Linked DNA regions of Mus musculus: region 2 is linked to region 1. Evidence: chromatin loops called from intact Hi-C (ENCODE). Cell type or tissue: gastrocnemius. All regions are shown on one strand. Each heading gives the region's core, and the rest is flanking DNA. Links, peaks and the distances in the headings are about the cores only.

What was found. Peaks named below come from ENCODE experiments on the same cell type or tissue, not always from the same donor. Only the 100,000 strongest peaks of a DNase experiment are listed, where the experiment ranks them.
Region 2: a loop joins it to region 1, with 2.3 times the contacts of the local background. A loop is called at or near these places in 4 of 42 quality-filtered maps.

What each region holds. Positions count from the first base shown.
Region 1 is chr1:176,790,079-176,800,623 of GRCm38, forward strand. It overlaps Cep170 (centrosomal protein 170), which reads right to left. Exons shown (of 20, transcript NM_001099637.2): 2 at 3,427-3,571; 3 at 2,458-2,547. The coding sequence starts at 3,531. Among named protein-coding and RNA genes, the nearest start is that of Cep170, 12 kb to the right of the region's middle. In gastrocnemius, for the core only: no CTCF peak of the experiment used is centred there; a DNase peak (open chromatin) is centred at 3,946; H3K27ac peaks cover 687 bases.
Region 2 is chr1:176,836,532-176,847,076 of GRCm38, forward strand. It overlaps Sdccag8 (serologically defined colon cancer antigen 8), which reads left to right. Exons shown (of 18, transcript NM_029756.3): 6 at 3,754-3,894; 7 at 8,293-8,357; 8 at 8,650-8,838. Among named protein-coding and RNA genes, the nearest start is that of Sdccag8, 27 kb to the left of the region's middle. In gastrocnemius, for the core only: no CTCF peak of the experiment used is centred there; no DNase peak of the experiment used is centred there.

The sequences.
Region 1 (10,545 bases), core at 2,036-7,035:
ACAGTGTTCTTCACCATCTATCTATCTTGTTTTTTGAGGCAGAGTGTCTCACTGGGACCTGGGGCTTGCCAGTTTGGCTAGGTTTTCTGGCCAGCAAGTACTGGGAATCACCTGCCTTCATTCCCCAGCACTGGAATTACAAACATGCAGGTAATCACACCCAACATTTTATGTCTTCTGGGTATTGAACCCATGTTCTCATGGAACTCTAGTCTGAAAAAAAGGGAAACGACAGGCCTAGGCTAGAATGTAGGCTGTGTACAGTAGCACAGTAACAAAGCCAGGAGTGGGATGGTAGGGTGCAGGGGCAAGTGCTCAGTGGAGGGAGGAGGCAGGAGGACTGACGACAGCAAATAAGGGTCTCACAGAAAAGCTTCAACAAGCTCCCAGCAATGTGGGCCACCAAAATCCAGCAAGAAAACTAGTTTCAATTTTCTCTGCTTTATTTAGTAACATTTTTGGTGGTAAAAACATATATTCAGGTCCCTTGGGAATATTTGTGATGGGGTAAAAGGAGCAAGAATGCTAGTAATATTTTGAGGTTCAGTTTAGAGAGTGTAGTGACTTGAATAAGCTAAGACAGAGGGTTAAATATGTTTCTTAAATATAAAATAATGAGGGCAAGAGAGACAGCTCAGTGGGTAAGAGCACCTGCTGCTCTTATAGAGGACTAGTTAGATCCAGCAACACACATCCAACAACTTAAACAACTTCAACTTCAGCGCTAGAGGATGCAAAGCTTTCTTCAGGCCTCTGTGAGTACCCTCACTCACATTCACATGTCCACACACACATCTACATAAGTTAGAAATAAACAGTTAAAAAACAACGCATGTGCAACAATGGATTTGTTGAAAAGTACATAGGTTCCTAAGTAGTAAAATTGTCTTAGCTATCTTTTTAAAATAACTAAATCATAATATTAAATGAATACTTTTTGAATATTTATATTGCGTATTGGTTTAGATGTTTAAAATGATTTACTTATTTTCATCTTTTCAACAAACCGTAAGGTATAATTTTATTTCTATTTTCAAAAACCGAGGAATACAGAGGTTAATTTTCCCAAGGTTATACCACTTGCTATAATTAAAACTGGGCTCACAAATAGCACTTCACTGTTTCCCCTAGTTCTGACATTAATCTTTATTTTGATGTTGAAAATTCTGGAATTACAATAGTATCAAAAGTATACTGAACCAGAGAGATAAAGAGCATTGGAGCCTCTTCTAGAAGAGGCAGGTTCCATTCCCAGCACTCAAGTGCCACAAGAGCCTCCAGAGCCACAGGAAAACTGAGAAGCTGAAACAATTCAGTACACCTGTGATTATTTTCATTCTGTAAAATGTAGAAACATGGGGATCCACCCCATAAACAACCACCAAACCCAGACACTAGGCAGATGCCAACAAGAGCCTATTGACAGGAGCCTGATATAGCTGTCTCCTGCGAGCCTCTGCCAGTGCCTGGCAAATACAGAAGTGGATACTCACAGTCATCCATTGGACGGAGCACAGGATCCCCAATGAAGGAGCCAGTGAAATACCCAGGGAGCTGAAGGGGACTGAAGCCCCATAGAAGGAACATCAATATGAACTAACCAGTACCCCCAGAGCTCCTTGGAACTATACCACCAATCAAAGAAAACACATGGTGGGACTTGTGGCTCTAGCTATATTTGTAGCAGAGGATGGCCTAGCCGGTCATCAATGGGAGGAGAGGCACTTGGTCCTGTGAAGGTTCTATGCCCCAGTGTAGGGGAAGGCCAGGGCCAGGAATGGGAGTGGGTGGGTGGGGAGGAGGGGGAGGGGCTAGGGAGGCTTTGGAGGGGAAACTAGGAAAGGGCATAACATTTGAAATGTAAATAAAAATATTCAATAAAAAAAGAAAAAAGGAATGAATTAAGTCCAAAAAAATGTGAAAACATCAGATAGAAATAATAAAAAAAAAAATCTACTACAATTACAAAATATACCTACAAAGACAAAAAGAAAGTAGCAAGACTGAATCCTAGTGTTCAGATAAAGTAGTATGTGTGTTAAAGTAAATGGTTAAATCTCTTGGTTTTGCCCCAGCCCTAGACTATAGGAGGTCCTCCAGGATTTGGCACCCAATCTACCTTTTCATTCTTACTTTATAAAACCGAGAACATATCTCTTGTGCCCAAAGGTACTTTCTACCTTCTTACTGCCAGGACCTTTTTCTGTTCCCCCACACATTAACTGCAGGCACATGTGGAGGCTAAGCTTCAGTCTCATCTTAGGGAAATCTTTATCACAGGTCACATAATTAAATGCCTTTCTCATTTCCTCTATTTGTCCCTTCAGCTGCTGCTACATGTGACTTCAATGTACTAGGAGGGAAACACAATCTAAAGAAAAAGGAAAGCAGACAAACAAGTACTGAAACTTTATTAACATTAATCAAATATTCAAAAAAAAGTACTGGCTAACTTACCCCATTTAGGCTGCCTAAATCTTTCACCAAATGTTCATCCATAGATGCATCATAATTGATTACTGCATGTTGTTTATCCACACTTCGGGACTAAAAGAAAAAAAAATTAAGCTAAATTTTAAATTAGCTTAAAATTAAACTACAAAAAAATACTAAAGTAACAAAAAAGATTTTTAATTATACATACAATGTTAATAGATAGCTGATAAATAGAGGGATAAATCAAAAACATAGATTAAATGAAATTTAAATTGGTTATGATACAGAATAAGTTTGGCATTATTTCCGAATAAGGAAAGTACCTAAATATTTAAAATACTCTTTGTATTATATCCATACTTCTTTAAATTCTGAGAGAATTTAAATTCACTTATTTTGTTGAGTGTATAAAGGTGCATATTGTTTAAAAATTGTGAAATTGATACTCAGATATCCAGTGAATTATTTTCTAATGGTTTACCTATCATATTGTTAAAAACTGCTACCTTGTAGGTAGGATTTCTTTTTTTATTATTGAATATTACAACACAAATTGCACAAGGAACCCAAAGACTTAGATGATAAAAAGGAACATAATGTGTCACGTTATAAACAAAATTATCACTTAAAATGTGAATTTTAAAACTGGAATTTTTAAGAAACTACTTTTCCCCCCACAAATACAGGTGAGTATACCTATATGTACATCTCTCTCTCTCTTTCTCTCTCTCTCTCTCTCTCTCACACACACACACACACACACACACTTCTCTACTCTAAGTTCTCATTTTTTAAAAAAATAATCCTCAAAACACAGAATTTACTGTAAATGATACTAGGATGAAAATTAATCAAACTGACATGAGAGTTAGGTTAGCAAGAAAATGTAAGTCTGAATGTAAGAAGTCTACGTGACCTCCAGCTGAATGTTCTGGCTCTAGGAGGAGAGTACCAAGCTGAGTACTTGCTTAGAGAAGGCGGATACATCACCTGAAGCATGAGCTCACAGTCGTCTCTTCCAACGAAAATCATTTCTCGTGGCAGCCTGTGGCGAGTGCCTCCACTGCTCACCAAAAACCAGGATGTTAGGCTCATTTCTGCTTAGCTTCTGAATCCTTAGCAAAGCTACATTATCCTGCAAATGTGAACAAGAACACGTTACAAACCCTTCAGTATCCAGTCACCAGCCCTGGAAGTAGGCCTCACACAGAACTGCCCTCAACCTTTTCACCCAATATACCACACTCTCATCAGTGTCAGAATCTAGAAAACTCCAGAGTACAGTTAAAAGGAAAGATTGAAGGTAAATAAAAAGGAGATCAATTATTAGTAATTTTTATTACAATTCTAAAAATATCACTACCCATGTCAACAGAAAAGTCTTTAAATATTAGGATACTACTAAGCTCAGACAGAATTCATTATCTCAAATTATATCCTTGGATGTGAGGGTGATCTGGCTGTGACATCTGTCACCTCATTGATCGCCAGGGTTGATTTGGCTGATCTGGCTGGCTAGGCAGGTGTCCCCTTCCTCCCTCACCAGCTAGGTCGAAGAGGATGGCCCTCCCCGAACAGAGGAGGACCAGTCCTCTGTCAAAGATATATGAGTGGCTGTGCTACCCTGCTAGAACCTCCAAACAAGCTCTCAAATTAGATCCTTGACACCTAAAATTTTATCACTGAAATTAAAATCCTGTCACTTTTTCTTGAGGTTCATTTTGACAAATGTTCTACTTAGCAATCTGCCAATCACTGAAGTACAACTGATGTTTTATGAAAGCATGGGCCTAATTCAGCTTACAAGTCACACAGTGACCCAGCTCATTTTCTTGGAGACAGCCATTGTAGTCTGGCACCGAGTGTAAGCGCTCTATAAGTACTTTCCTCTACTCCTGCAGAACACTACGAAAGTGTGACTTCAAAGTCCACTCTTAACAAAGTCACTCACTGTTACCATTTTGTGAGATAGTATTAGGTAAAGTTAGTGGATTTTTAAAATTGTTTTTAATGCAGATGTACAGCATACAGTCTGGTTCACTGCCTTGATCTGTGCTACTGAGCTACCATAGTTGTTTTTGTATCATGTATGCTAATAGAAATGCAACAAGAGGCAGAAAAGATTGCCTTCAGGGACAGACACCCAAGGACCTGTAGACTGAGCTTTGAACGATTACTGTCCTATGGGCTATGGCATAGTCAGTAACAATCTCAGACTCTGAGTCAGTTAGATTAAGTCTGAATCCTATTTTACTATTTTTACTCTGCATGGCCACAGGCACCGTAAAAGTGTCATGCTCCTTAGCTTCCTCTCCTACTTAGTGTCATGATGCCATCTACTCAAGTTTTGTCTTGGGAATCCAAAGATTATGTTCAGCTTTTCCTAAGATGTATACTGTGCTGCTCTTAACTAGAAAGTAAACTTTACTATCATGGGATGAAGTATTCTACAATAAAATAGATGTATATGCTAAAGGCAACAGTGTCCAATGTCCTGGTAAGAACTCTGTATGTTTTATGTTAAATGTGACTGTCTTAATTTGGTTTTTGTTTCTGTGATAAAATAGCATAATGAAAAGCAATTTGGGTAGGGAAGGGTTTATGTGGCTTATAGGCTGCAGGGTATCATTGGAGAAAGCCAAGGCAGGGACTCAGGGAAAAACAATGGAGCAGGAACGGAAGCAAAGGCCACTGGGGGCTATACCATCCTGGCTTGTTGAGTTTGCTTTCCTATGCAGTCCAGGGCCACTCTCCCGGGGGTGGACAGTGGGATAGGCCCTCCCATATCTGTTCCTCATCAAGAAAATGCCTCACAGCTGGTCTACAGGCCAGTTTGAGGAATTCATTTTCTCAAATGTGGTTCTCTCTTCCTAAGTGACCTTAATTTGTGTCAAGCTGACAAAAATAACCCACAGTCATCTACACATACCTGGCACACACAACTTTTACCACAATAAACAAATAACTTTGTGTGAAGCTAAAACAAGTCTTTTTTACTTTCTCAGCTTATTTAATCAGTTTGTCTGGTTTATGTGGCTTATTAAGTCTCCCACGTCAACCAACTATTTAATACAGATGATCTTAGTCTTACATACACTTTCTGTCAAATTGGAGTTGCAGCATTTCTTTCTCTATTTTAGAATACAGTCTCCACGGTCAAGTCAATAGAGAACCAGAACTAAAGGAAAAATTCTGTAAATATATTATATAATTTACGCACTCCATTTACACAGAAGAACAATTTTAAAACATAGTAAGTAGGTCAATAGTTGCAAATTTTTTCAAGGGAGCAAAAATGAAAACTGCTGTAAGATATAGTCAAAGAAAATCCATTCATCTTAAACAGGGCAATCTAAACACAAGAACCACACATGGTCAAAAAGAACAACTTCTTAATGTAGAAAAAAAATCAGTTTAAACAAATATCATTCATATGCTATAAAGCATCCTCTAACTTTCATTTGCTATAAGACAGCCTTTAAATATTTATAGAGCACAACACATAATACTGTGACTATATAACATGTAATTTTATATATAAATGTACTTATATAATTATAATTACATAAAATAATATTTTAACTATAATAGCTTTTTACAAATCTTATTTGGCTTTTCATGAAGCTTAAAATTAGAAAATACACATTTCCTAAAATGAAATAAAAATATAATATTTAATATGCAGGGTATTACATTCCCTTTTGGGCTAAGGCAGTGGTCTTGAGTCCACTCAGTATCGTTTCTTCTTAGAAATGCAATGTAATACAAAGCCACATTCTCTGTTTTTCTACAGGGATCTCTAAGACAGCTTTCCCATCATTTCCTCAGGTACTCTTTTTTCAAGTGTATATGTATTTGTGGTATATTTCTGTTTGCAGGTATGTGGCAAGAGAAGATGAAAAGACCAGAGATTGACAATGGGTATCTTCCTGATCCAGCTAGTCCAGCTAGACAGAAAATACACTGCATCAGGGACCTCAGGCCTATACCTTCTGAGTGCTGGGATTACAAATAAGTCATCTATGTGGGCTCCCAAGCAATTCCAAAATAGGCAACAGACTCAAACAGGTATTTCTTAAAAGAAGACATGTAAGTGGCCAGCAGTAAACATCAGGGAAATGGAAGACAAAACCACAATGAACTATGGCCTTATAGGTACTATCCAAACACCCTAAAAGATAACAAGTGCTGGTAGGAACTCAAATGAGAATGTAAATTAGCACAGCTACTATAAAAGTCATTCTGGAAATTCCTAAAAATTAAAACAAAAATAGAGCCACTGTATGATGCTGCAGCCCTATTCACGGGTATATACAAAGGAGGTAGATATAATGAGGGAAACATTTGCATTCCCAAGTGTATTGCAGCACTAACCTCAACAGCCAAGAAACCAAGCAAAGTGTCCATATACTCATGAAGGCAATATGCTTCAACCATAATAAAGCACGAAATTCTGCCATTCGATACAGCACTGATGAAAATGGGGACTCTCAGGTTAAATGAAATAAGCTAGGCACAGAAAAAGGAAATAACATAAAACCTCACAGGTATGTACAATTCGAAAATGTTGCTGTCATAGAAATTCAGAGTATAATGGTAGTATCTGGGAATGGCTAGGAGAGGGAGGATGAGGAGAGGCTGGTGACCAATGATCAACTTATTTATAGTTCAGTAGAAGCAAAGCTCTGCTATTGCATATGTGACTGTAGATAGTATACAATGGATCCCAAAACATTAGAAAAAGAGTTAATAATGAGACAGACAAGTTCAACTCATTTAAATGCTAAACCAAGTATACATGTACTAAAAAAAAAAAAAAAAAAAAAAAAAAAAAAAGATACACTTAAATATATACACACACACCTATTGAGCCACCTACCAAATCCAGGGTTGCTAGGGGAAACAAACAAGAGAATCTTGCCTCAGGGAACTAAATCCTGTAGAGAATGCTGGGAAGTTAGATGGAAACAGGAAGCTGTTCTTATTCCAGACTAGAATGGGGACATGAGATGATCTCACCTATGCCAGTAGAAGGTCATACAGTTTCTTCATCTCTAGGTTCTAGTCTAGAACAACCTTTCACCCACTGTAATTGTTTTGGCAACCTTCCTCCCTTCTTCCCACCATTGCCCACTTCACCCCTCTCTCTGTAAGAGATCAAATCTAATATAATGCAGAGGGTATTTTTAATGAATAAAGGACAACTCCACTAGAATTCTTGGCTTACAGGTAACCTGGAACTCTCTAGGGTCACCTAACCTGTTTCTGAGTAAATCTGGCCCTTATTTCCCAGTTATGCTCCTCTTTAGCAATCTTTTACAGCTTATCTTCTTGTCACACAGGGCTTGGCTTTTCAGCAGTTACAACAGTTTAGCATTCCAACATTTAGAGGCTAGCAGGTGTAAACCTACCTAGCACCACAGTCACACCTTCACCTTCCTAGACTAGTTTTAAAATTGGACTTTACTGTGGGAACAGTTCATTTTTGCATCCAAACAGATGAATGCAAAGAAAATGTGGTACATATATACAATGCAATTTTATTCAACCATAAAAAATAAAACCATATCCTTCCTAAGAAAATGAATATAGTTGGAAATTATTATATTAAGGAAATTATTATATTAAGTGACCCAGACGCAGCAAAAAATATCTCACCTTTTCTGTCATATGTGGATTCTGGGGTTTAATTTTTTGAGTGTGTAGGTGGCTCATAAGACTAGGAGAGGACTATGAAGTGGAGAGGAGTCTTCAGGAGAAGAGGAAAAGCGGTTACTAGAGTATATGTTAAAAATGTGGAATGGGATCTAATGGTTAGAGAAAGATAAAGAAAGAGCAGGGGTGGAGGAGGGAAGTAAAGAACGATAAAGAAAGCCGGGCGTGGTGGCGCACGCCTTTAATCCCAGCACTTGGGAGGCAGAGGCAGGCGGATTTCTGAGTTCGAGGTCAGCTTGGTCTACAGAGTGAGTTCCAGGACAGCCAGGTCTACACAGAGAAATCCTGTCTCGAAAAACAAACAAACAAACAAACAAAAAACCAACCAAACAAAAAAAAAAGATAAAGAAAAAGAGGTGTGTATGAAAATGCCAGAGGGAAACCCAACTGTATTGTTATTTTAAACATACATTTTTCGAAGTGCTGCTTGTAGTTACATGTAACTCAACTGAGAACTGATGTCAAGAGGGATCTGAGGGATGTAAATTATAATGGAGTTTTGAGATAGACAATGGCATTGCTACAGTACTAGGAAACAGTGCATTGCATAATCCATGCCAAAAAAACTTGCTTCCTTACATTATATACCTAGTGTATAATTAATGCATGGAATTACTTGAACTAGGTCACATGTTAAGGATAGTCCATCCTTATGCTCTGCAATCAGCTGGCTGATTCATCACCAGATGGCTTTACACAGAATAAGGTTCATCTTACCCTATAATCTCTGCTATTGCAGAGAAATAAATAGCTGGCTTCACAATAGGACTATCACTCTTCAGAGTGGAAAGGGCTTTTCTCTAACCTTATTTGATGATCAAATATCATTTGACAACTCTTTTTTTTTCAAGTTACCAGGAAGTATGAGAGATAATGACCTCTAAAGATTTGACTCACTGCCTAACTGTTTCCAGAGTATGTTTTTTCTAATAAAATAAGTGAAACTTTAAACAAAGAGGAATAAAGTGCTGCAGGATATGTTATCACACTGTGAACCCTGAAATTGTGTTATTTACTGGAGAAACCTGTTTTGAGTTGTGGTATGGCTCAGCCTCAGCACACACCTTTAATTCAAAGGCTTTCTGCTTGAAGATTGTAAACAGGATTAAATAAAGTGAACTATAGGTCAAGAGGTGGAGCAAACAACAAGTTGACAGGAATTGAATATGTACATGTCTTCTGCAAGGCTTTATCCAGAACCTGATGGAAACAGATGCAGAGACCTACAGCCAAATATTAGGCAGCACTCCCTGGGAGACCTGTGGAAGAGTATGGTAGGGGTTGAGAGAAATGGAAGGGGGGTCAAGGACACCATAAGAAGACCTACAGAGTCAACTAACCTGGGCTTGTGGGTTCCCAGACTAAACCACCAATCAAAGAGCATACATAGGCTAGACCTAGGCCCTCTACATATTCGTAGATGTGTAGCTTGGTCTTCATGAGGGTCCCCCAACAACTGGAGCAGGGGCTGTCTCTGACTCTGTTGCCTGCCTTTGGATCCCCTTTCTCTAGCTGGGGAAAGGATGTGCATAGACCAGCTGCAACTTGAGGTCAGGGCAGGGTGGTACCCATGGACAGTCAGAGGAAGCATCTCTGAGAAAGTAACACACAGGTACAGTGTTCTCTGAGAAGGGGAGACAGATGTGAGGATGGAACTGAGAAGAAAAGAGGGCTGTGATCAGGATGTAAAGTGAATAAATAATAAAAACGGAAATGAAAAACAGAGTGAGGGGGAGTCAGAAGGATGGACAGAGACACACAGGAAGTAGGATGGAGGGAATGAGAGGGGATTCCTTCTGGGATGTCAACTGAGGAGGAAGGTCAGCTGTTCTCTTTGCCTCTGAGTTAGCAGGCCTTCACCCTCACATCTAGCTCTTGAGTCTTCATTGGTTAAACAGAACGACTGAGACTTGGTTAAAAAACAATAAAGTGATAAATTTCTCCTTTCAAATTTATCCTTTGACCATCAGTAAGATTCATAAACTAAACAAATGTAATAAACCGCTACATGAATGAGCCCATAAGACTTTATAACTTGTATCATGCTTTTCCCTATCATAGAAAGCATTTAAAAGAAACAGGAAAAACTATAACTAAATACACAAATTAAAGATTCTTTATTCATCGCTGCACTGATGTCAGGCTCTAACAAAGATATGCTTAGCATGCTTGACATTAATGTCTTTGATTTTGATGCTCTGAATTTGAAAATGAAAGAAACAGCTATAGCTTCATTTCACATATGGACTAAGGATCAAACAAAATGCCACTGGGGTTTGAAAAAGCAAGCACATAATTTTCTGTGATCCTGTATATAAGAGAATTTATTAACCATTAACCATGTATTAGACGTTTTTCTAAAAACTTCATATGTGAAACACACATATATAAGTA
Region 2 (10,545 bases), core at 3,210-8,209, 48 kb after region 1:
CCATGATCATAGAAAATCTGCTTAGGACACCAAAGATGAGAACTAGACACTACTCTCCTTTGTGTATAATCTTGTAGACACTTACTTGATTTTTTTTTCTTTTTTTACTTTTCAATTCTGAATGAGACAAAATGCTGGTGTATCTTTTAATACAGCTAGCAAACCAGAATAAGTTATGCTCGTTTTTTGTCTTGTTTTGTTTTTTTCAAAAAGGGAAGTAAACGAGAACCGTTGACTCCTCCGTTTATGGACTCACACACAGCAGCAGGAGTGATAAGCCCACAAGCTCTCTTTCCCGCCTCGGGAAATCTACACAGCCAAAAGCCACTTAGCCATAAATGACACTTGTCAGCCTTGAAGCATCCGAGATAACTAGCTGAGTAAAATGATCCTTTTTTGGAATTTAATGAAAAGGTTAACAGTACCCAATGAACCCACCCAAGTGATGACGTGGGAGGAGCGAAACCGAAATCTCTCTTGCTATATAAAGGACACTATTTTTTAAAAAATAATAATAAAAACAGCTCCCGCTCGCTCTCCTCTCTCCCTCCCTTCTCTCCCTCGCCTCTCTCTCCTCTCTATATTCTCTGTTCTTCATTGTGTACCAGTGTCCGTGAAAGACCGCAGTACCACTTACCTCAGATGAAGCCTGCGTGTTACGTCCTGTAACACCTTTCGTTTTGACATAAGATGGCTAGCCCGGGTGCATTATCTTGGTTCGGACTGCCATCTCTGCATTCACGCTGCACTTTTAGCCAGAGATGCAATAATCCCTACACTCAATACTACCTCTGAATGCTACAGTTAATTTACAGCCCTGCCCTTGTTACACGCTGCTAGACACAAGCCCTGCAAGAGAAAGGGGGGAAAAAAACCCACCAAAACCAAACCAAACCTTACTGGGTCGGCATCTCAGCCATCCCCAGTTCTCGACCATTCTTGTCTGTACTCTTACTCCGTCTCTGCAGGCTATGCATGTTTCTATGACTTTTTTTTTTTTAAAATTAAAATGTTACAAATGCTTGTGGCAGCTTTCCTGCTAGATTGTTACATTAATTTGAAACAGTTTTGAGTCAAGTTGCTCCTAGGTTCTTAAGGAGAATTTATTTTTCAGTGGCACTACTTTGTATCACACACACACACACACACACACACACACACACACACACATCTGTAGTGTTCAAATATAAGTCTCCAAGTTTGTACCTCAAATGAATTATTGAAACAAATGGACTTCCTGATTTGCAAGGAACTACCTCCACACTTCCAAAGGAACAAACTTGCAGCCTATATCGCTCATTGATTTCCTTCCCCCATGTTTGAAGGAGTTCAAACCTCACCTCTCCCTCATCGAAACTATTTTTTTGTAAAATACACTTGATAGAAACACAATTTTTTTACATACTTTTGCAAAAATAAATGAATTAAAATCAAGCCAACCTTCAAAGAAACTTGAAATTTTGCTACAACCAGCTCAGCCTTTTGCCTAATGCAATGAAAAAGGAAAAAAAATAGATTTCTAAGATTAGTTGCCTAGAAGAATATGCTTGACCGATATTTTTTCATGTATTTTACACAATGTGATTTTTGTAAAAAAATGTCTCAAGCAGATTTGTTTTGGACGCTTCTTGTGTAGAGTTTCTATGCCTTTCTCTCCTATTAAGTGTGCTGACTTTCCAGAGTGTTACCCACTGGGCCAGGAGGTGGTTTCTCATAGTGGCTTGTGTCAGTATAAGTTAATACTGAAGCCAAATGAAACAAACAAACAAACAAACAACCATGTCTCTTTCAGCTGTTTTCAGGGAGGTCACTTCAAAGGCCACGTGCCGCTCTGAGACTGGCAGATGGCTCACTGTCGTGAGTTGCCAAAGGAGCTATGGAGAGATTAAAACTCAACGTGACTATTAACAATGCATTAAATAATCAAATAAACAATGGCTTATAAATATCAGATTCTCATTCCAGGTCTTCGGATGTGCCTTACAGAAACCTCATTTTGGCCAGCTCATAAAAACTGAAGCAGTTTCTCGTGTTGGCCAGACTGGGCACACTGAGCAATTTCCATCTCTGATGAAGTTATTCCTTATTTCCTGTATGTTGTACAATCAAAACACACTACTACCTCTTAAGTCCCAGTATACCTCATTTTTCATACTGAAAAAAAAGAAAAAAAGAGAGAAAAAAAAGGCTTCTGTCCAATGGAACAGTGAGAACATCATAAAATTTTTATATATATAGTTTATTTTTATGGGAGATAAATTTTATAAGACTGTTTTTTACTGTTGTTGGTCACAGCTAAGTAAAACTGGACATCTAACTTCTCTACCATTTCTGTGAGCTAAGTATGTTTGCAGGAAAAACTTATCAAGACGATTAACTGCATCCAACCTTCTCCCTGTTCCTTTGTGCGCCCTCTGACTTATTTCTCTGTTCCTTGTGTAGAGTCGCTGTCTGTGATTGTGCTTGGATGGCTTGCTTGTGGCAATACCTTCTCTAGTGGATTATCACTGTCTGCACAATAAACATAACAGCCTCTGTGGGAAAAAAAACAGTGATGCAAACTGCCTGTGAATCTGTGAATGTTCTTGCAGGGTGGGGCTCCTCTCCCCACCCAGCTTCTTGGGAGGCTGCCCCTTTATGGAAGGGTTTGTTCATCTAAATGACACACTAGGACCACAACTTCTCCAGAAAACTAATTGAAATTTCTCATTGCTCTCAATGTCCAACATCCTCTCTTGTGAGTTGGTCCTAAGATACGAGGATTGCAGAGTCTTCAATGTCTTTTAAGAACTGAGCTTTTCTTGACTTGGAGCTATGATCCTGAAAACCTCAATTGCCACAAAAGCCAATGACTTTCAAGTTTTTGTCTAAAATAAAAGAATAATGGATTAGAGAAATGAAATACACAGATCACAGAGGGTCAGTTTTAGAGAAAAGTTTATTATAGCACAATGATGTGTTCACCAACCCAGAAATTCTCCAACCCCCTATCATATGGAATTTTAAGAAGGCTCCTTACATAGGCATGGTTGATTTGTTAATGACCAAACAAACCAGTATCCATTTGCAAGTCAGTCTCCAGCTCTCCTATCCTCAGAGAACAGGGAGGCCAAGAGTTTCCCCTTCTAACAAGATTTCTGGTAAACCCTGCCCCCCTTCATGAAGCCATGGAGGAACCCATGTCATCTAATTAGCATAAACGTCCCCATCACTCACGGTCATGAAGGTCTTAGGACCTCTTGTATTGACAGTTGTGCACTAATACCCAGTATCATACCAAACTATGGTCTTTTTCACTCTAAAATTGTCAGGAGTTTTGGAAGCACTATCAGGAATCCAGAGCGGAGAACACCCATGTCTCTCTCATTGTGTAAAAAGCATGAACATACTGCAGCCAGATAAATCCTTACAATTTATCCTTGGGGCTCTTAGCAAATTATATGAAGTACACAAAAAATGTCTAACATGTTTTCAACTATGATTATTAGCATCTATGGAATATGGAAAATATAAGACTGTCAGTTTCCAGAGTGTCTGTTTTCTGAGAATGTTGAATACACAGGCATCAGGCTTCTCTGTGGATATTTGCATTATTCCCTGCATATGTGGGCACTTGACCCTTTAATACCCACTGTCTAGCACAGCCTGTGTGTGCACATGTTCCGCATGGCTGGGAATCATGATTCCATTTATAGTCTGCATGTTTACTTAATGTTGAATATCAGCTGCAGCTAATGGCGTGTTTTATTTTAGGGAAACATGCAGAATTCTTGGATTATGACACGAGAAGATTCTAGGGTGGATGAAGCTGCAAAGAGACCATTTTCTCATGGTGATGCTGAAACTGGCAAAACTGCATCCACTGGTGATGCCAATAAATGGAAGCTGGAGCTGGTGAGTGTGGAGTGCTTCTGCACCTCTGTTTCTTCTCATCTCAGGTCGCTCTTCACCTTTGCCCTTCGGCCTTAGTCATTTCAGTCGCTCTCTGTTCCACTTGCTCAATCCAGTCTTGAACCCCTCCAATGGATTTGCCAAGTCTGTTATTGAGATTTTTCTGTTCTAGATTCTCGGTTCCCTTCTAAAACAGCCCCTGCTTTCTCCAGGTCTTAGCCTATGTTTCCCCTTGTTCTTTGGATGTACAGGAGGCAATTGCTTATAGCCTTTTCTTTAGTAAGTCTGATGTCTGGTTTCTCACAGATTGTTTTTTTTTTTTCTTTTTTCAATTTATCCTGTTCATGACCCTACACTTTTATCTCCTTTACTCCGCAAACTTTCCCAGACAGTTGAATATATTCTTATCTGTACTCCTTGTCTCCTGTTTTCACTGTAACACCTGAGAGCACATTCAGCCTGCTCATTTTACAGTTGCAAGTGATTTCTACCTAGTAATAGTTTTGATACCACATGGACCAGTTCGACATCCTCTTTCCCAACATTCTTCCTGCACAACGCAATTTGAGTTCATTAAAGTACTCAAAAGTTTACAGCCTAGTGATTTTCTCTGAAAGAGTACTCAGGAAATTTTGGATCAAGATTTTTTTTTCCATCCTTGTACATCCTTGCTGTGTTCCCTGCCACCCAGTGTCTCTGCACTCCATAGCTAATCAACATCCTGACTTCCATGAGCATTTGCCAAGAACACATTACTGAACATTCTACTTGAATGTGCGAATTAAGGGAAGCTTATATAGATGGAGCCTTACAACGGTATCCGTTCTTTAATTTAGCTCCCCTTTCTTTCTCCTTCTCCATCTTCCTTACCCCTTTTCTCTTTTAACTTTAGTTTGGCTTTTAGAGATAGGGTCTCATATTGCCCAGGGTGGCATTGAACTCACTGTGGTACCAAATTTGGCTTTGAACTCAATCCTCCTGCCTCTGCTTCTCAAGTGCTGGCATTACATGTATGTCCCAACCATTTGTCTTTGTTTCCTACCATTGCATTTCTAGATCTGTCCATGTTACTGCATGTAGCAAAAGAGTAGCAATTTTCATTGAGGAGCCACCAAATGAATGTACCATAAGTGACTTATCTAGTGCTGATGGATATTTGTTGTGCTTCTAGCTTGGTGCTTGTGTGAGTATTTCTGCAGAGAACATTCATTATGTCTGTGAGCATGCACCTCACACATTCTTGGTCTTAGGCTATGTTAGTGTTCGACTTGAATTGATTATCAATGGCTGTCTTCTACGAAGTGCTTTACCAGTTTATACCCTATACATGGTACAGGACTTATCCTGAAGTCCACACCCCTTTTTATACACTGTTGGCAGTTTTTCTAATGATCTTGTGTGTATTTGCTTGGGGTTTTTTGGGGTTTTTTTGTTTGTTTATTTTTTGGGTTTTTTTGTAATGAGTCTGTTTCGTACAAGGTCTCTCTAGGCTGGTCTGGAACTCATCATGAGCCCAGGCTACCCTTGAGCTTATAGCAAAGTATGCTGTATAGTGTTTCTGCTCCTTGATATATTATGTTTATTTGATATGTTGATTTGGGGAACACACACACACACACACACACACACATATACTTACACATGCTTTACTATGTGTAGTAAGTTTTGTAGTCTCACTAAGTATATCTTACTTTTTAATTCTCCTGGTAGCTAATTGCTTGCTTTAGTTACAAAGATTTCATTGTTTATTCGTTGTATAGTGCTTTCTGTATTTTTTTTTTATGGTTTTAGAGCTTTATTGTAGAAAGGCAGGGAGAAAGGAGAGAAGGTAGAAAGAGAGAGGGAGAGGCCGGCCATGGTCACATGGAGAGAAGGGGGAAGGGAAAGAGAGAAAGAGAGCTAGAGAGTAAGGAATGTGAGAGCTTAAGAGTGTGCGCTTTCTGTACCTTAAAAAGTCCCTTTCTTCCTGACACAGGATATTTTCCTAAAGTATTTTCTGGAGTGTTTAGCTCTGCCTTTTACATTTAGATATACAATCTGCCTGGAATTCATCTTGGTATGTGATATGAAGCACACAGATTATGTTTTGGTTTTGTCTAGTGTGTTTATCGATATATTAGAGTTCTATTTATTGAAAAGGTAGTCTTGTGCCCTCATGATTTACATGTTGTGTTTTGTGCCTGTGGTTTTAAGGGTTCAACCCAACAGCCTGCACATGTGAGGTGAGCAAGCACACACCTGGGAACCTCCCCTGCATCTCAGCACCTTTTCCATGGCTTACAAGTGTTCTGTTTCTCTATGTGTTTCATTGTGCGCATACTAAACTGTCTTGATTATTATAGCCTGAATTGTAGACCATGTCACATAGAATGTTACTCTTTTTCCAAAAGAGTATCTTTACTATTTTGGCCTTTTGCATTTCCAAATACATTGTAGAGTTTGATTTAGATTGTCTTTCTAAAGTATATGTTATTTGGGAATTAATGGCCTTATAATACCATTTCACCCATCCTTGTGAACTCCATACAACTTCATGTATTTAAGTTATCTTTAACGTTCATTAGGCTTTTTTTTTTCTTTGAGATTATGGGAATCAAAACTTGGGCCAAGTACCACTAGGCAAAGCACTACATTGCTGAGTTGCATCCCTGGCCTTTGGCTTTCTTGAAACAGGATCTTTCAGCATATCTCAGGATGCTCTGGACCTGGTCTATTTCAGGGATGCCTAGAATCTAGGGCCTAGAACTCCTGACCATCCTGCCTGTGCCTCTGCAGTGCAGTGGATATGGAGTATACCCCATGCTCGGCTATGTTTAGGTTCTGAGGAAAGGATTCAAATACCCTTCATTAGAATCAGTCCTTAGTTGGTATGGATGCTATCATAAATATAATATTTATTTTCATATTTCATTTCTGAACTCCTCACATGATTTTTAAAAAGCTTACAGATTTTTTACTAAGTCATACAGCTTTAAAAACTAGCATTAGAATGGTGGGATTTCTCTTCTTCTATCCTTTACTTTTAACCTGTTTGTGTCTTACTAGCCGAGGGTGGTTTCCTTTAGAAGCACACAGCTGGGTTCTGGCTCTCAGCCACTCTGGTGTTAGTTTTATAATGTAGTATCTATGCCATTGTTAATTAATGGGACTATTCATACCATTGGTTTTCACTCAACGTGGTCATCTTGATTTTTGAGTTCTTTTTATGGTCCTATTGTTTGTTCTCTGTGTCACTGCTTGAATTATTTTGGGGGTTTCTTTGCTCTCTTTCCTGGGTCTGAAATCGTATTTCTCACTGGCACTCACTTATCACTCAGTTCAGGAACCTAGATGAGTTTTGTCATTTTCTGTCTCAGATCTAATCAGTTATGAACTTCCATCCTCCTGACTCTTGAATATCTCAACACTACAAACTTACTTTTCAGTATTTATCACTGGGTTGTCTTCACGGTCTGACCTACCTATGCATCTGCAATTAGTTCTTTATAAACAGTGTTTCCCCGCCCCCGTTATTCTGATGCTACACTCAATCTGCTAAGTTTCCAGTGCATGTCCAGTGCCTCAGCTACATGGGTTGGATAAACAGATGTCTTAGCATTTACCCTCTTCCCGTGTCCCACACTTTCCTGTCTCTCCCACGTCCAGCTGCTCTTGTCGTAGCTCTTTACTGTCTGGTGATCCAGTCAGGCTGCCCAAAGATACGGTGTGATGTGATAGCTTCAGATTCTCTCCTGGAAATCCTCCTTCATGCCTTAACTCCTGCTCTAAGAAGCCTATTTTTTTTAACTGGATTAGAAAGCTTTGCCTTTATAACTCTGCTTTCCTCCTGTTCATCTCACAGAGACTCATGTGCCACTCTGTTCCTTACAAGAGTATAGACTCTTGCTGAGGTTTGAGGTACCTTTGTGTAGATTCCTAAAAAGTACCTGTTTAATGGTAGATTGCACAGAGAGTCAGCTTACAGATGGGCTGTCCATTTGACTTATCATGGTAGGCACTAAACTTTTAACCTTCCTATTCAAAGTATGTATATATTGCACGCCAAACATATTTCACTTACAAAGAGGAATTCTGATAAGTTTGAGATTTACCATTATGAGACTACTAAGTGACAATCAACTTTCTGCAAAGTTCACACTTTTAACGGTAAGACTTGGTATAATATGCATAGTTTTAAAAGAAAATAAGAATGGTAGGCAGTCACTATTTTGGGACCCAATGGCTCTGTATTGGCGTTCACCTAATAGTCAGAACAGCAGAGTGGAGTGAGCTAGTGCACGCACTCCTGAAGCCTGGATCTCCCTGTGGGCGAGAGAGAAAAACTTGAGTTACTATTTAGAATTTAAATTTTTTATGAAAACAAGACATGGCAAAAATGTGCTTTCCTGCCTTGTTCTGCAGGAGAGGCTGAAACTCACATACGAGGCGAAGACTGACCTTCTGGAATCTCAGCTGATGCTTCTGAGGTAAATGAATCATCTATTTCCAGACACATCAAAAGGGTGGGGATCTTAAGGTAGACTTTAGCAGTTGATGAACAATAGATGCAATCAAAATTAGAATTACTTGATAGCACTTCACAATGTAGTACAAAAAAAAATAAGGCAATCAGTCCTGTGCTTCAAGGTTATGGTAAGAGTTAATAAGGTACATATGTTAGGTGTCTCCTGTGCTCAACACTATGCATGGCGGTGACGATACTCTCTGTACTTGTACTGTTTCCTGGACTTAGCCTACAATTTTTTCACTTTCTTTTAGGAAAGACTTAGCTGAATACCAGAAAACCTGTGAGGATCTTAAGGAAAGATTGAAGCATAAAGAGTCTCTTCTGGCTGCGAGTGCATCCAGCCGTGTGGGTGGCCTCTGTTTGAAATGTGCTCAGCATGAAGCTGTTCTTTCCCAGACACACAGCAACGTGCACATCCAGACCATCGAGAGGCTGACTAAGTAAGTGTGCCTTGTGTCCGGATCTTTGGCCACGGAGGACATTGTATCTATAAGGGCATGTGTCCTTTGATCTGATGGGGAGTCACATACAGTTAACTTCAACTCCCAATAAACCAGAGTTTAGATGGTCCCTTCTCTGTAGCTTTCATGAAGAAAGAGTGGCGAAGGTCGGGTCCGCCAGCCATGGGGAAACGTCTTAGTTCAAATCTCATTTGAGGTAAGAGGATTGAAATAGGTAATCCTCATGGGTCACGCAGTTCAGTGACTGCAGTCTCAACAGCCTTCTTCACAAGATGGGTGTGACTGCACCTCTTTAGATTGCGTCGTGTCTTGGATTTACAGTGTGGTTTAGGCAGAATGGGCTATCAGCACATCTTCTTCACGTGCCTGTTGCAGAGCATATTCTGATGTCACAGGAAGAGGATGCAGCTGTCACAGCATCAGCAGAGGAAGGCTGACTAGGGGGTGATTACAAAGAAGCTATGTTCAAATTCTTGCCCAGGCTGAAATACCACAGGCCCCCATGTGCATTTCGTGATCTAGTTTCACTCTCCTGAAGGAAGTCTTTTCTCTTCTGTAAAATTTCATTCAGTAGAAATTGAAAATTATTGGTTATTATAAAATCCAGTGCTGTTTTGCAGTCTGTGCTTTCCTATGCTCATTAGTCTTGACCCATCTCTGTCTGCTGTGCTCATCTCAGAAGCTCAAACTGCATTTATTTCCAAGTTATTCCCTCACTAAGTCCCACCCAGTAGGTCCTCAACTGACTTCATGCTTTCCTCTGAATCTTTAGAATACATCATGTCCACTTGAGAGCCACACTGAGGTCTTGTTTATTGCTTCAGCTCTGGGTCCTGCCAGAGTCCCTGGCCTTGTTGTTCACTCAGTGTTCATGTTCTGACTGGTAAGTCAGAGATCCCATAGGCAGAATTGATATACAAACATGGAATGACTGATCATTAAAGGCAGGCAGATATTCTTTACAACAACTTGCTTTATTGCTCTGAATGGAGTTTTCTATTCTGCTATTTTCTGGGAAAATATACAAAGGCATCTTTACCTTATGAACAGGAGCACTGAGCTTTGACACAGACTGCCTTGGATGCATAGTCTAGTTCTTCCACTGTTTGCTGTGTAATTTCACTGGGGTTGTCTAGCCTTTCTGGGTCTCTGTCTTCTCACTTTTAGAGCATATGAGGTGTTTGGGACAGTAGTTGAGATGATATCTATACAGTGCTTCTTTGTAAATGCTCAGCGTTCTTCTGCTGAGCAGTATCTACATACTAAACACCAGAGCCTCTGCACTTCACAGAGCATAAGAAGGTTTGATGTTTCTGCCAACGGTGACTTCCACACACGATTAATGTACTGACTGCTGTACAAAACCCAACTTGCCAGTAGGGATGACTGGTAGCTGATGGCCTTGATTTTGCTAAGTATGTTGTGAGTTATTATTAAAGCTTTTACATATATTCAATAAAACACACACATGCACGCACACACACATGCACACACACACACACACACACATATAATATTTTTCCTACCCAAATAATAGTGAGTGTTATTTGACCAGGCCTGAGCTAGGTAATTGAAAAACATAGTCTCCTTTAATCTTAAAATGCATTGTGTAAGGCAGGCACTGTTATGTGCATTTATAAGTTGGGAAGCAGTGGCTCAGAGAAATTAAATTTTTCTTTCTATTTG